Regions from separate parts of the Homo sapiens genome. Here all the other regions are linked to region 3. A link is a contact called in ENCODE Hi-C or POLR2A ChIA-PET data. All regions are on one chromosome and are shown on one strand. The core of a region is the stretch at or near the end of the contact, and the rest is flanking DNA. Distances in the headings are between cores, read along the strand shown. Region 1 holds the start of POLRMT (RNA polymerase mitochondrial). Region 2 holds the start of SBNO2 (strawberry notch homolog 2). Region 3 holds the start of MED16 (mediator complex subunit 16). Region 4 holds the start of CDC34 (cell division cycle 34, ubiquitin conjugating enzyme).

Region 1 (3,278 bases), core at 3-2,502, 260 kb after region 3:
CTCACTGCAACCTCCGCCTCCCGGGTTCAAGCGATTCTCCTGCCTCAGCCTCCCGAGTAGCTGGGATTACAGGTGCCCGCCACCACCCCCGGATAATTTTTGTATTTTTACTAGAGACGGGGTTTTGCCATGTTGCCAGGCATGCTTGCGTATTTGCCAAGCTGGTCTCGAACTCTGACCTTAGGTGATCCGCCCGCCTCAGCCTCCCAAAGTGCTGGGATGACAGGCCTGAGCCACCAAACCAGCTCCCCTTTGCAACTGGGATATTAGCCTGGAACACAGTTACCCCCAGATATTCCTATTCTCACCCTTCCCAAGCCTACTGCCCCACAGCAGGCGCTCCCGCCTCTGGCCTGCTGCCCCGGCTGAACGACACAGGTGGGCACACCTTCCAGGTTCCATTCTAAAGCTCCCGCCCTGCTCCTCCTAGGCAGGATCACGCGGAGACCAGGGCAGGCTCTAGGCTCCGAGGTTTATTTCATTCCCTTGACCTCACCCCACTTAGCAGGTGAATCCAAGCCTGCCGCTCCATTCGGCTCCTGCCCCTGAGGGCTTGGGGATTGGAGGGTAAACTGAAGCTGGAGGCTGGGAGTCTCGCGGACTGGGGCTTTCTCTCCTTGCAGCCTCCCTGAGGTCGCACGTGCTGTGTCTTCCAGCAACTTGGTGGCCCTCTCTGAGCCTCAGCTTCCTCCATGATAGACGGCATCCTAATGACTCTTACCCAAAAGTTGTCGTTGGAGCAATGAAGGTTGCGGACAGGAATCTCTAAATTGCAGATGCTGTCCTCGTTATTAGATGAGTATGCCTTGAAAAAAAAAAAAAAAAAGCCGGGCACGGTGGCGGCGTCTGCAATCCCAGCGCTTTGGGAAGCCGAGGGGCGAGGATCTCTTTACCCCAGCAGTTCGAAGCTGCACTGAGCTATGATCACGCCACTGCACTCCAGCCTGGGCCACAACGCGTCCAAAACAAAACCAAAAAAGAAAGAAAAACAGAAAAAAAGTCCGGATTTGAGGTCCTCGGGAAAACAGCCTGAGAGTGCCTCCCAGTTGCCACGGCAACAGCTCTGTCCCGCCCCCTCCCTTTAAAAACAGCAGGAGGAACCAATCAGAGCGTCCACCGGCGCATGCCTTCGCGCCTCCGCTGCATCCTGGGAGTCTACTTCCGGCTGGGGTTTCCCTTCGCAGCCTCCGTCGACCATGAAACCACAACTCCCGGCAGGCGGCGCGGGCGCATGCGCAGGCGCGGGCCGGTGGGGTGGCCTGGAGCGGCGTGCGTAATGTCGGCACTTTGCTGGGGCCGCGGAGCGGCGGGGCTCAAACGAGCCCTACGGCCTTGCGGCCGCCCGGGACTCCCCGGCAAAGAAGGTAACACAAAGGGAGACGGCCAGGCAGCCCGGGGGCCACGGCGTGGGCTCCTCCCCGCGCGGCCGGGGCCTTTGGCGCTTTGACCTTTGCCTCTTTGCACCTGGGCGTGCGCAGCCCACCGACCCGGCCCCGCTTTCCACTCGCCCTTGCCCGCTTTTCGACTGAGGCTCCTCCGTGCAGTCTGACCTTTGACTCGTGGTTTCTTATGCAGCCTCCTGACCCCAGGTGTGGTGTTTAGGGCTCTTAACCTTTGACCTGCTGCACCTCGAGTGCGAGGAACCCTCTCTCGGCGGTTCCGCGCCCGTGTTCGCCGCGGCGGGGCCCTTCCACCTTCGCTGTCTTAGTTTCTTTCCAACTTAAGCCCGTGCTCCGAGAGTTTCCGCTGCGTTTAGGGCTCCTTTGCCCTTCGACCCTTCGGCTTCTGCCTTTATGGAGGCCCCCGCCCACACGCCCGGCCCCGCTCAGCCGCTCTCGTCTTTCCCGCAGGGACCGCCGGTGGCGTCTGCGGCCCCAGGAGGAGCTCGTCCGCCAGCCCCCAGGAGCAAGACCAAGACCGCAGGAAGGACTGGGGCCACGTGGAGCTGCTGGAGGGTGAGCGCGACCCCCACGGCGGCCCGGGAGAGGAGAGTCCGCTCCCTGCTGCCGGGAGAAAAGGCAAAGGCTCAGATTCTGAGACAGGCTGAGGGCGGTCTCCACCTCTCGGGTCCCAGGACACGCCCAGACGGCGTTGCTGAAACATCTCTTGCACCGCTCATGGGCCCTGTCCTTGCTGAGCAGGCTCCTTCCTGGAGCTCTCGTAATTCCCCCTCCCCAGAACCCCACCAGGTGCTCCCACTTTCCAGGGACATAGGTGAGGCCCAAGATTATGTCTGGAGAGACCCCCCCCCCGGCCCCGCCGCCAAGGCCACATGTGCAGAGCCAGGATGTGAACCCTGAACTGACTCAGCTGTCCTGGCTTGGCTCTGGGGGGTAGGCGCCTAATGGAGACTGGATGACTGCGAAACTTGGGAGGGACAGCCCAGGCTCCAGCGGTGGCAGGCCCTCGTCCTGGCCTGGCTGGTGGTGTGGGAGGGAGGTGGGAGCTTCCCTGTGCTTGCTTCCCGCCGGTGCTTCTGTCCCACATCCTGTCTGCGTCCATTAGGCAGCCGGGAAGGGAGAGGCGGGAGAACCTTTATAAAGGGAAAAAACCTGGCCAGGTGCGGTGGCTCACGCCTGTAATCCCAGCACTTTTGGGTGGCCGAGGTGGGCGGATCAAGAGGTCGGGGGTTCGAGGCCTGGTGCGGTGGCTCACGCCTGTACTCCCAGCACTTTTGGGTGGCCAAGGTGGGCGGATCAAGAGGTCAAGGGTCCGAGGCCTGGTGCGGTGGCTCACGCCTGTAATCCCAGCACTTTGGGAGGCCGAGGCGGGCGGATCAAGAGGTCATGAGTTCAAGACCAGCCTGGCCAACATGGTGAAACACTGTCTCTACTAAAAATACAAAAATTAGCTGGGCATGGTGGTGAACGCCTGCAGTGCCAGCTACTCAGGAGGCTGAGGCAGGAAAATCGCTTGAACCCGGGGAGACTGAGACAGGAGAATCGCTTGAACCCGGAAGGTGGAGGTTGCGGTGAGCCGAGATCATGCCATTGCACTCTAGCCTGGGCAACGAGGGAAATTCCATCTCAAAAACAAAACAAAACAAAACAAAGCTCTCAACTGTTAATCCTAAAAGTATCTCCTGAGTTTTGGAGCACTCTGAAGGCGGACATCACGCTTGTCTTTTTATTTCAGCAATTTTTTTTTTCTTGAGACGGATTCTCAATCTGTTGCTAGGCTGGAGTGCAATGGTGCGATCTTGGCTCACTGCAGCCTCCGCCTCCCGAGTTCAAGCAATTCTCCTGCCTCAACCTCCCGAGTAGCTGGAACTACAGGCG
Region 2 (3,253 bases), core at 659-3,158, 280 kb before region 3:
CGTCAGGCTGGTGTTGAACTTCTGACCTAGGTGATTCACCCACCTCAGCCTCCCAAAGTGTTGGGATTACAGGCGTGAGCCACCGTTTTTTGTTTGTTTGTTTTTTTGAGACCGAACCTCACTCTATCGCCCAGGCTGGAGTGCAGTGGTGTGATCTCAGCTCACTGCAACCTCTACCTCCTGGGTTCAAGCGATTCTCCTGCCTCAGCCTCCCTAGTAGCTGGGAATACAGGCAGGCACCACCATGCCCAGCTAACTTTTTTGTACTTTTAGTAGAGATGGGGTTTCACCATGTTGGCCAGGCTGGTCTCAAACCGCTGACCTCAGGTGTTCCTCCTGCCTCAGACTCCCGTAGTGCTGGGATTACAGGCGTGAGCCACCGTGCCTGGCTTTTGGCCTCAGTTTTTTAGAGAGGTGCTAAAATATCTTAAACCTGCTTATTATCTGCCTTACCAGGCCTTCTTTGCCCGGACTGTTCTTCCTACTCTTGTCTACCTGGTACACTCCTACTTGAACTTCAAAACCCCAGCTTCAACACACTCTTCAGCATGCAGCCCTCTATGAAGCCCTAGGCAGACATTTCAACCCTCCCAGAGATCCCGCATATTGGAGTGTCTGGTCCTGGTTCTCTCTCCCCTAGACCAGGGGCTTTCTGATGTTGGGACAGACAGCTGAGTCCTCTGTGAGACCCTGGGTTTTCCCAGCTCATGACCAAGCACAGAGCAGCATCGATTAGAAGTCACTGAATGAATTAACAAAGTCATGGAGAAATCAACTCTAGTTTCAGGGGGTTGGAATGGGGGCAGAGGCCTCTGGCTTGTGGCTGCTTGGGTCCAGGGAGCTGTATCAGTATTGTCATGGCTGAAATTGGGCTGGGGAGGCGGTGGTGCCTCCCACACTGGATCTGCCTTCACTGGCTCAAGTCACAGGAAAAGTGCCCTGAGACTCCAGCTCCCCACGCAGGGCAGCCTCCCACCACAGCCACCGAGAGGAGGAGCCCCTCAGGCCCCCGTGGCCCTGCCTGAAAGGATCCTGCTCTCTTGGGGGTAGCCCCTGGGACTTACCCAAACCCCCATGTGCCAGTCACCATGCTGAAGCGTCCAGAACTGTATTTGGTTAGGGAGAGAGATTAATGAACAGAGATAACTTTTCGTGAGAGAGTATGTCTGACAGGCCCAGAGGTGATGATTTTATTTCATTTTATTTTATTTCGTTATTTATTTATTTATTTTTGAGATGGAGTCTCACTCTGTTGCCCGGGCTGGAGTGCAGTGGTGCGATCTCAGCTCACTGCAATAACTACCTCCCAGGTTCAAGCGATACTACTGCCTCAGCCTCCTGAGTAGCTGGGATTACAGGTGCCCGCCATCACGCCCAGCTAATTTTTGTATATTTAGTAGAGACGGGGTTTCATCATATTGTCCAGGTTGGCCTCAAACTCCCGACCTCAAGTGATCCATCCGCCTCAGCCTCTCAAAGTGCTGCGATTACAGGCGTGAGCCACTGCGCCCGGCTGGTGATCGTCTTAGTAGCTTTTGAGGGAGTCTCAGTTTAAAAGTCTCGGGTGAGTGAGCCCCAGTGGGGGACGTGGCACATGCAGAGGCTTGGAGGGGGTTCTGAGGAAGGAGGAAAAAAGGGGATGCTGTACCACAAAGCAGATTCCATTTCACCAGCACGGTGCAGAAGAGGAAACTGAGGCTTGAGGAGGTGAAAGCACATGCTGGGGTCTCAAGAGAACCAGGCAGGGCGGGATTCGAACCCAGAGCCGTAGGAGTCCCAGCCCCTTCCGAATAGCGGAAGGACCTCAAGGGATTGGCTTGGAAGGTGGCCCCGCCCCCGAACCGAGACCACGCCCCCGCAGGTGGAGGCCCCGCCCCGCGGCATGACCGGAAGTGCGCGGGGCCCCCAAGATGGCGCCCGAAACCCGGAAGTGAGCGGCGGCAGCTGCGAGGCTCGGAGAAACAGGCGCCGCGGGCTCCGCGCCCGGCCGGACCCGGGCCCGAGGTGAGGCTCTGGTTGCGACCCCCGCCCCGGCTCCACCGCGACCCCTGCCTGGCCCGACCCCGCTTGTGGGTCCGGCGCTCCCCGCGGACCCCTGCGCCCGGGGCTGGGGGTTCTGGGGGCCGTGGGGCGGGGGCGAGCGCGGCGGGACCCCCGCCCTCCGCCGCGACCCCTTCCGACCCCGCCCTTCGCCGCCAACGTTGACCCCGCGCTGCCCCGCGACCACCGCCGTGAACCTTGACCTGCCCCCCCGCCCCCCGGCGACCCCCTGCCGTGAACCTTAACCCTACCTTCCACGACAACCCTCCCAACCTTTCCTTCCCGCTCTTCCGGGTGACTCCCTGTACCGCGCAGCTTGGTGACCCCCGACCTTTCGTTTTCTGGTAACCCTTGACCCCGCACTCATCGGTGCCCCCGAGCCCCTTGGTGACCCCGCACCCGCTTTTCCTCGGTATCCTGGCCTTCCCTTTTGGGGACTCTCGACTCCATGCGCCTCGTGACCTCGACCCCTTCCTGGGAGTGACCCCCGGTCTCTCCCGCCGCCCCGATTCCTGACTCCAGGCTCCTCGGGCGTTCGTGCCCCTTCCTCCTCCTTGTCCCCGGTCCCAGGACCCTTGCCTTCTCGGCCCCGCAGCGCAGCCCTGTCTCCCTCCCTCCCCTTGCTCCCCGCCCCTCCCGCTCCTGGGGCCTCCGACTTCTCTTCTGGGGCAGATGGTTTTTCGGTTTCTGCATGGAGGTCCCCCGGTTTGGGATGGGGGCTTGCTGATATTAGGTGACCCCGGGGCCGTCTGGGCGGAGTCTGCAGAGCGTGTTGGGGGTGGGAGTGCGGGTCGCATTCAAACCCGGCTTCCAGGGACAGGCGGGAGGGAGGGTAGCGGGCTGAGATGGCCCGAGTGGGGCCCGGGAGCAGCGTGTGTCGGTGAAGGGGAAGCGCAGGCCTCCTGGTGGGTCCTGTCCCCCGTAGGGCACTCTTCCCACCACCCCAGAGTCCCGAAGAATAAGGCAGGTGGGGCCTGGAGGGACCAATCCCCAGACTGACCTGGGGCGTGGGGGGCAGGCGTTGTGGAGAGCCCACCCAGCGCCTCCAGGGACGCCGGGCACGGATGGTGCTGGGGCAGGGACGGTGGGTGTCTCCCTGGATGAACTGATTAACATTCTGAAAAGTTAAAAAAAAAAAAAAAAAATCTCTTAAATGTGTAGCCGGGGCCTCCCCTGGCTGCTTCTTCCCGGAATGCCTGTTGTTCCCGCCTGC
Region 3 (3,366 bases), core at 778-3,277:
AATCCCAGCTCACTGCAGCCTTGACCTCCCAGACTGAAGTGATCCTCCCACTTTTGCCTCCTGAGTAACTGGGCCTACAGGTGTGCATCACCCCACCCAGCTATTTTATTTATTTATTTATTTATTTTGAGACAGAGTCTTGCTCTGTCCCCCAGGCTGGAGTGCAGTGGCGCGATCTCAGCTCACTGCAACCTCCACCTCTTGGGTTCAAGTGATTCTCCTGCCTCAACCTCTAGAGTAGCTAGGACTACAGGCATGTGTCACCATGCCCAGCTAATATTTTTGTATTTTTAGTAGAGATGTGGTTTCAACATGTTGGCCAGGCTAGTCTCGAACTCCTGTTCTCAGGTGATCTGCGTGCCTCAGCCTCCCAAAGTTCAGGGATTACAGGCCTGAACCACCTTGCCCAGCGCCCCTCCCTCCCCAACCCTGCTAATTTTTAATTTTTTTTTGTAGAGACGGGGTCTGGCTATGTTTCCCAGGCTGGTCTCAAACTCAAGCTGTCCTCAGACCTTGGCCTCCCAAAGTACTGGGATTACAGGTGTGTGCCACCACACCCGGGCCGCTAAGAACGTTAAATCCCTACCTGCTGCCTGGGAATGGGGATTTTCTGTAAGGTCACTGCGTGGCCCTCTTGGAGAACTGAACCCTGATCCAGAAAAAACACTCTGATATTTGGGCCATTGTTAACCTGTAATTTTAGAACAGTTTTATATTTGCAGAATTCTTGCAAAAATCATGCAGTGAGGCCGCGGTGGCTCACGCCTATAATCCCAGCACTTTGGGAGGCCGGGGTGGAAGGAGGGCTTGAGGCCTGGAGTTTGAAATCAGCCTGGGCAACATAGTGAGACCCCATCGCTATTAAAATTTTGAAAAAACAGGCTGGGCGCGGTGGCTCACGCCTGTAATCCCAGCACTTTGGGAGGCTGAGGCAGGCAGATCACCAGGTCAAGAGACTGAGACCATCCTGGCCAACATGGTGAAACTCCGTCTCTACTAAAAATACAAGAATTTGTTGGGCATGGTGGTGCGCGCCTGTAGTCCCAGCTACTCGGGAGGCTGAGGCAGGAGAATCGCTTGAGCCTGGAAGGCGGAGGTTGCAGTGAGCTGAGATCGCGCTACTGCACTCCAGCCTGGGCCACAGAGCGAGACCCTGTCTCAAAAAAAATAAAAATAAAAATAGAAGAGCACCACATCCATTGCATTAAACTGGCTTTTGGAGGAGGAGGTGGGAATAGGGTTGGAAGTAGGAATACTCAACGGGGTCGGTGACTTCGCTTACAGTTTCCCCACTCTTGGACATTAGAAAATGGAAGAAAGGCCGGGCGCGGTGGCTCACACCTGTAATCCCAGTACTCTGGGAGGCCGAGGCGGGCGGATCAGGAGGTCAGTAGATAGAGACCACCCTGGCCAACATGGCGAAACCCCGTCTCTACCAAAATACAAAAATTAGCCGGGCGTGGTGGCGCATGTTTATAATCCCAGCTACTCGGGAGGCTGAGGCAGGAGAATCGCTTCAACCCGGGAGGCGGAGGTTGCAACAAGCTAAGATCGCGCCATTGCATTCCAGCCTGGGCAACAGAGCAAGATTCCGTTTCTGGGAGGGAAAATGGAAAAAAAAAAAAAAATATGGAACGCTTCACGAATTTGCGTGTCATCCTTGCGCAGGGGCCATGCTAATCTTCTCTGTATCGTTCCAATTTTAGTATATGTGCTGCCGAAGCGAGCACGAATATTGAGTTCCACCACCAGCTATTTAAAGCCCCTGGAACAAATGTCTGTACACATAGGCCGACTTCTCTTAAATGACCTAGAGATTTAACCTCTATTTATATTAGCCCAATGTGTAATGCAACTAACGTAGTTATTGACTGGAGTTGAGAAAGTGCTCGTTGTTCTACCAAATATAGCTACGGTGGCTGCTGGGAATTACTGGAAATGGTCGTATGCAAATAGCCCCGGAGGCGGGGCAGAGCCTGAGCCGCACCGCCCTCCCAGAAGTCTTTGGGAGGCGGCCCCACGCCTCAGGCGACTGGTTGTTACCGAGGAAGATGGCGGCGCCAGACCCGAGGCGCTAGGGAAGATCGCACCGCGGACGCCCGCTGAGCTTGGCGCACGGGCCGACCAGGTGAGTGCGGGGCTGCGGGGGCCCGGCGAGGGCGGACGGACCCCTGACCGTGTCCACGGACCCGAGGGAACGCGGCGCAGCCGTGGCGGGGCCTGCGGGGTCGGGGGCGTGGCCGGGAGCAAAGGCTGCTGGGTAGGCGGCCTGGGGCGCGGGGCGCGGGGCGCGGGGCGCGGGGCGCGGGGCGCGGGGCGCGGGGCGCGGGGCTCGGGGCTCAGGGTTTGCGGCGGAAACCTGGGGGAGGCCTGAGGCCCGCGGGGCTGGGTTCGGGGCGGGGCCTAAGGAGAGTTTGGGGCGAGGCTGAAGGCGCTTGGTGGGACTTCGGGGGCGGGGCCTGGAGTGGGTTTGGGGTCGCCGGGGTGGAGCCTGGGGACTGGGGGGCTGTAGAGGCAGGGCCTGGAGACTGCGGGGTTATCGGTGCGGGGCCTGGAGAGGGAATAGGGTCCCTAGGGTGGAGACTGGGGACTGCGGAGTTATAGGGGTCTGGAGAGGGTAGGGGGTCCCTGGGATGGACCCTGGAGATTGGGGGTTATAGGGGCGGGGCCTGAAGAGGCTATGGGGTCCCTGGGATGAAGCCTCGTATTTGGGGGCAATAGGGGAAGGGCCTGGAGAGTACGTGGGGTCCCCGGGGTGGAGTCTGGGGACTGGGGAGTTTTAGGGGTTGGGCCTGGAGAGCTAAGGGCGTTGGAGGCTGGACCTGGAGAGTACATGGGACCCCTACGGTGAAGCCTGAGAATTTAGGGTGAGGCCGTGGGCTCAAGGGGTGAAATGAAGTGTGGGAAGCAAAGGGGGTCAGGGGTGGGGCTGAAAGACTTTTAGAGGCTTGTGGCGGAGCCTTGGGGGTCTGGGGCAGGCCCTGAAGAAGTAGGGAGCCGGGGTTAGGGTTTGAGGAGAACCTGGTTGCGGGTGATTCCAGGCTCCCTGGGCTTTTGCCTTTGCGAAGCGAAACAGCCCGTCTGGATGCCAGGCGCTTAGAAAGCCTCGAGGAGGTGCCCCCTCTGTTCCCTGTGACACTCAGCCCCCGCCTCGGCCACAGGTGTTCCCCAACACACTCAGCCCCGCCTCGGCCACAGGTGTTCCCCGTCACACTCAGCCCCGCCTCGGCCACAGGTGTTCCCCGTCACACTCAGCCCCCGGCTCGGCCACAGGTGTTCCCCATCACACTCAGCCCCGCCTCGGCCACAGGTGTTCCCCGTCACACTCAGCCCCCGCCTCGGCCACAGGTGTTCCCCGTCACACTC
Region 4 (3,217 bases), core at 599-3,098, 360 kb after region 3:
TTCGAGGTGGGGCTGCGGCTCCTCAGCCAGCTGCTCCCCCAAGCAGACAGAAGGGGCTGGCGGAGGAGCTGCTAAAACCATTTGGCAACCTCGAGACCCAAACTCTGTTCCCTGTGTGGGGACGCAGGATTCCAGATGCAGAACCCACGGGCGTCCCACTCTCTGCTCAGGAATCGCCCCCAGCAGACCAGGCTGCTGCCCTCACAGCCGCTGAGCGGGTGCGGTTCAGACACTAATTAGCTCGGAGAGCAGACACATATCGTGCGGGAGGCATCGGTCCCTCGGCCCCACGCCCGCAGCTGGCCGGGGCAGAGCGGGCCGGGCCCTGCAGTGTCGTGTCGTGTCCAGGCTCTTGGCAGGAAGTGACGGTGGGAGGGGGAGATTCCTGGACAGGGTGCTCGTTCCCCACCGCTCACACAGGGCCCCTCGCTTTGTCCCTCTGGCCCCAAGAACGAGGTCCCTGAACGCTAAAAGAAGTCAAAGGTCACGTCTGGATCGTGAGATCAAGAAAACTGCCCTGGTTTTGGCCTGAGTCCTTTTCACATGAGACAGAAACAGCCTCCCCGCTCCCAACAACAACAAAAACATCCAGAAACTGCTTGGAATTAAACCGCCAGAGGGCAGAAGAAACGGCCCAGAACTCGGGGTTTGGGTCCCAAGAAGCCACCTGTTCAGTGGACTCTGAGAAAGGCCAAGACCAGCTGGGATGAGCGAGCCCGGAGCTTCTGAGGTCGGGGTCCGGGACGCGGGCCCGAGCCGGGAGGCCTGGAGAGAGCTGCAGGGAGCAGGTGGGAGGCACGCCCCTACTTCGGCCTTCCCGAGGGCGCAGGTTACATAAAGCAGGGGATGGAGCCCAGGGCGCCTGGCCGGCTGCTACTGGCAAGGGTGGCCGCTTTCCAGGCGGGTCCTGGCTGCCAAGGCTCATCCGGGCCTTTGTTGGAGACTGAGCGAGTGGCCGCGCCAGCCACCCCCAGGCTGGCCTCGCTCCCCCGCTCACGGGCCCAGCTCCCCAACAATAGCAGCTACGGGGTCTGGGGGGGCCTCTTTGTCTCCTCCGGGGAGGGCGGGGAGGGCAGCTGAAAGGCCGGCGCGGCCTGGGCTCCGCTCCCTCTTTCTCGCAGGGGCGGAGGGGGAGGCAGCCGGGGTCCAGCCCCCGCCAAGGAGGAGGTGGGCAAGAGCCCCACGCCCAGATGCTACAGGGAGGGCCCCCGGCCACCCCTCCGGGGGCCAAGAGCCTAACAGGGGACCGGACGATGCCTTGAAGGGAACTGGGGATTTTCGAGGACTGCAGCAGAGGCTGAAGGTCCCCGAGACGGTCCGAGGAGGGGGCCGGGCAGAGCTGGGTGGGGGAACGTGGCCATAGAAGGGAAACGAGCCCAAGCCAGGAGGCTTCGGGGCCCGCCCAGCAACAGCGCTAGGACCGCGGGGCAGGGAGCTGGTTCCCGGCGCCCGAGGTCGCTCGTGGGCTCCGGGACCCGGGCGGGGGTCGCCGCGCTCACCTTGAAGTAGCCGCCCTCGTAGTAGGTGTTGGGGGGCCCGAAGATGGCCACCTCCCAGTTGTATAGATCGCCCTCGTCCACCAGTGTCACGCGGAATCCCTCGACCGGCTCTTCCTGCAGCCCCTTGAGCTCCAGCAGCAGCGCCTTCTGCGAGCTGGGCACTAGCGGCCGAGCCATGGCGGCGGCGGAGGGGCCCGGGGTCGGAGCAGCGCGGGGCCGCGCGACCACCGCGAGTTCGCGAGACGGGCCGGGCCGCGCACCGTCCGGGGGGGAGCCACCGGGGCCGCCGCCTGCCTCCTCCTCTGCGCCGCCGCCGCCGCCCGGGGACCCCGAGCGCTCCAGCAGCTCTGGCGCCGCCGCCCCACCGGCGCTTGCCTTGGCCGGGCCCGCGCGCCCCGCCCCCCGCTGCGCCTGCGCGCACCGCCTGGCCCCGACTGCGCCTGCGCTCCGCGGCCAGGTCCGACTTGCGCCTGCGCGCCCGGCCGCAGGGGACGCCGGGAGGTGGAGTCCCGGCCCCGGTCCCGCCTACGGCGCCGAGCGCCTCCGCCGGGAGGGAGGGTTCGAGCGCGCAGCCCCGGGCTCTTCCGATCCCCGAGGCCGCCGCCGTCGCCCCCTGCTCGACCAGCACCGCGGACGCTGTGCGCAAGGAGGCGGGCAGGGCTGCTCTGCGCCGTCACCGGCCCGGTCCCCCGGCTTTGGGGTTGTTTTGTGACGTGCCGGCGCGGGGCGGGGCCGCGGGCGGTGAACGGGGCGCGGCGCGGGGTCCTGACCGGGACCGGAGGGGCAGGGCCGGTCCATCCGGCGCGACCCCGCGTCCCCGTCTCCGTTTCCCCGTCTGTGCAGGGGACGGGCGCGAAGTCTGTCCTAGGGTCGCGCTGGCCACGCGGAAGGGAGGAAGGGGCGGGAGCGAGGCGGGATCCGCAGACCTGGCTTCCAGGCGCGGCGCTGCCTCGGTTCCCCCGACAGCGGGAGCTCTGAGAAGTGGGCGAGGTCGGGGAGGGCTCTGAGGGGTGGGAGGGGCGAGGGCTTCCCTGGTCCCCGTTGAAGTCACCATGTGGTGTGAGGCGAGTGCAGGCGCTGGAGCCATCAGAGGTTGGCAAGGTGCTCCTGCCCCCCAGAGAAACTGGGAAAGAGGCCTACGCCGGCCAGCATCGGCTCAGCACCTGACCCGGGAGAGGCGCCAGCCCCACGGAGCCCCCACCCCAAGCTGAGCCCGAGCCTGGCTGTGCCCTCCTCCCAGCCTGACCTTTGTCCTACCCGAGTCTTTTTTTTTTTTTTTTTTTTAAATGAGACAGAGTCTCGTTCTGTGGCCCAGGCTGGAGTGCAGTGGCACAATCTCACTGCAACCTCCGCCTCCCGGGTTCAAGCTAGTGTCCGCCTCAGCCTCCCGAGTAGCTGAGATTACAGGTGCCCGCCACCACGTCCGGCTAATTTTGTATTTTAAGTAGAGATGGGGTTTCACCATGTTGGCCAGGCTGGTCTCGAACCCCTGACCTCAAGTGTGTTGTTAGGTTTTGAAAGGAAGGGGAGGATGCAGTTTGGACTAATAAAGGGATCCGTCTGCGTCGGCCTCCCAAATGCTGGGATTATAGGCATGAGCCACCGCGCCCAGCCCACCTGAGTCTTGACCCCAGCTGATTCCGGGCATCACTGTGACCCCACCTGACTTCTGACCTGGCTCAGTGGCTGCCCAGACACCCACATGCTCCTTGCTGTGA

Evidence for each region. A loop is a pair of places that touch in the nucleus more often than their neighbours do. ChIA-PET counts read pairs that join two places held with the same protein, here RNA polymerase II (POLR2A). Pooled maps may share reads with other maps.
Region 1: a pooled map shows a loop between it and region 3 (14-fold over the local background). The contact joins the promoter of POLRMT here to the promoter of MED16 in region 3. A Hi-C loop is called at or near these places in 1 of 37 single-sample maps with no recorded cell type and 11 of 50 pooled maps. POLR2A ChIA-PET finds 5 or more read pairs at or near these places in 1 of 52 experiments (GM10248).
Region 2: a loop to region 3 is called in a map with no recorded cell type, with 16 times the contacts of the local background. The contact joins the promoter of SBNO2 here to the promoter of MED16 in region 3. A Hi-C loop is called at or near these places in 1 of 168 maps with a recorded cell type or tissue (posterior vena cava), 1 of 37 single-sample maps with no recorded cell type and 3 of 50 pooled maps. POLR2A ChIA-PET finds 5 or more read pairs at or near these places in 2 of 52 experiments (HEK293 and K562).
Region 4: a pooled map shows a loop between it and region 3 (14-fold over the local background). The contact joins the promoter of CDC34 here to the promoter of MED16 in region 3. A Hi-C loop is called at or near these places in 6 of 50 pooled maps. POLR2A ChIA-PET finds 5 or more read pairs at or near these places in 3 of 52 experiments (B cell, HEK293 and OCI-LY7).

The regions. Positions count from the first base shown.
Region 1 is chr19:631,511-634,788 of GRCh38, reverse strand. It overlaps POLRMT (RNA polymerase mitochondrial), which reads left to right and starts at 1,252. Exons shown (of 21, transcript NM_005035.4): 1 at 1,252-1,364; 2 at 1,851-1,955. The coding sequence starts at 1,277. LOC105372234 (a long non-coding RNA gene) reads right to left here and starts at 1,325. Exons shown (of 2, transcript XR_936226.2): 1 at 894-1,325; 2 at 1-805. RefSeq lists silencers at 1,039-1,298, 1,309-1,468.
Region 2 is chr19:1,172,923-1,176,175 of GRCh38, reverse strand. It overlaps SBNO2 (strawberry notch homolog 2), which reads left to right and starts at 1,908. Exons shown (of 32, transcript NM_014963.3): 1 at 1,908-2,004. It overlaps LOC102725180 (collagen alpha-1(VII) chain), which reads right to left. Exons shown (of 3, transcript XR_005647046.2): 2 at 2,292-3,157; 3 at 1,183-1,616. RefSeq lists enhancers at 1,548-1,597, 2,982-3,253 and a silencer at 1,738-2,047.
Region 3 is chr19:891,848-895,213 of GRCh38, reverse strand. It overlaps MED16 (mediator complex subunit 16), which reads left to right and starts at 2,027. Exons shown (of 16, transcript NM_005481.3): 1 at 2,027-2,128. RNU6-9 (RNA, U6 small nuclear 9) reads right to left here and starts at 1,730; the gene lies at 1,624-1,730. RefSeq lists an enhancer at 1,750-1,899 and silencers at 2,040-2,309, 2,360-2,409.
Region 4 is chr19:530,391-533,607 of GRCh38, reverse strand. CDC34 (cell division cycle 34, ubiquitin conjugating enzyme) reads right to left here and starts at 1,848. Exons shown (of 5, transcript NM_004359.2): 1 at 1,500-1,848. The coding sequence starts at 1,676. RefSeq lists enhancers at 474-633, 704-753, 1,151-1,807 and silencers at 1,014-1,183, 1,604-2,343.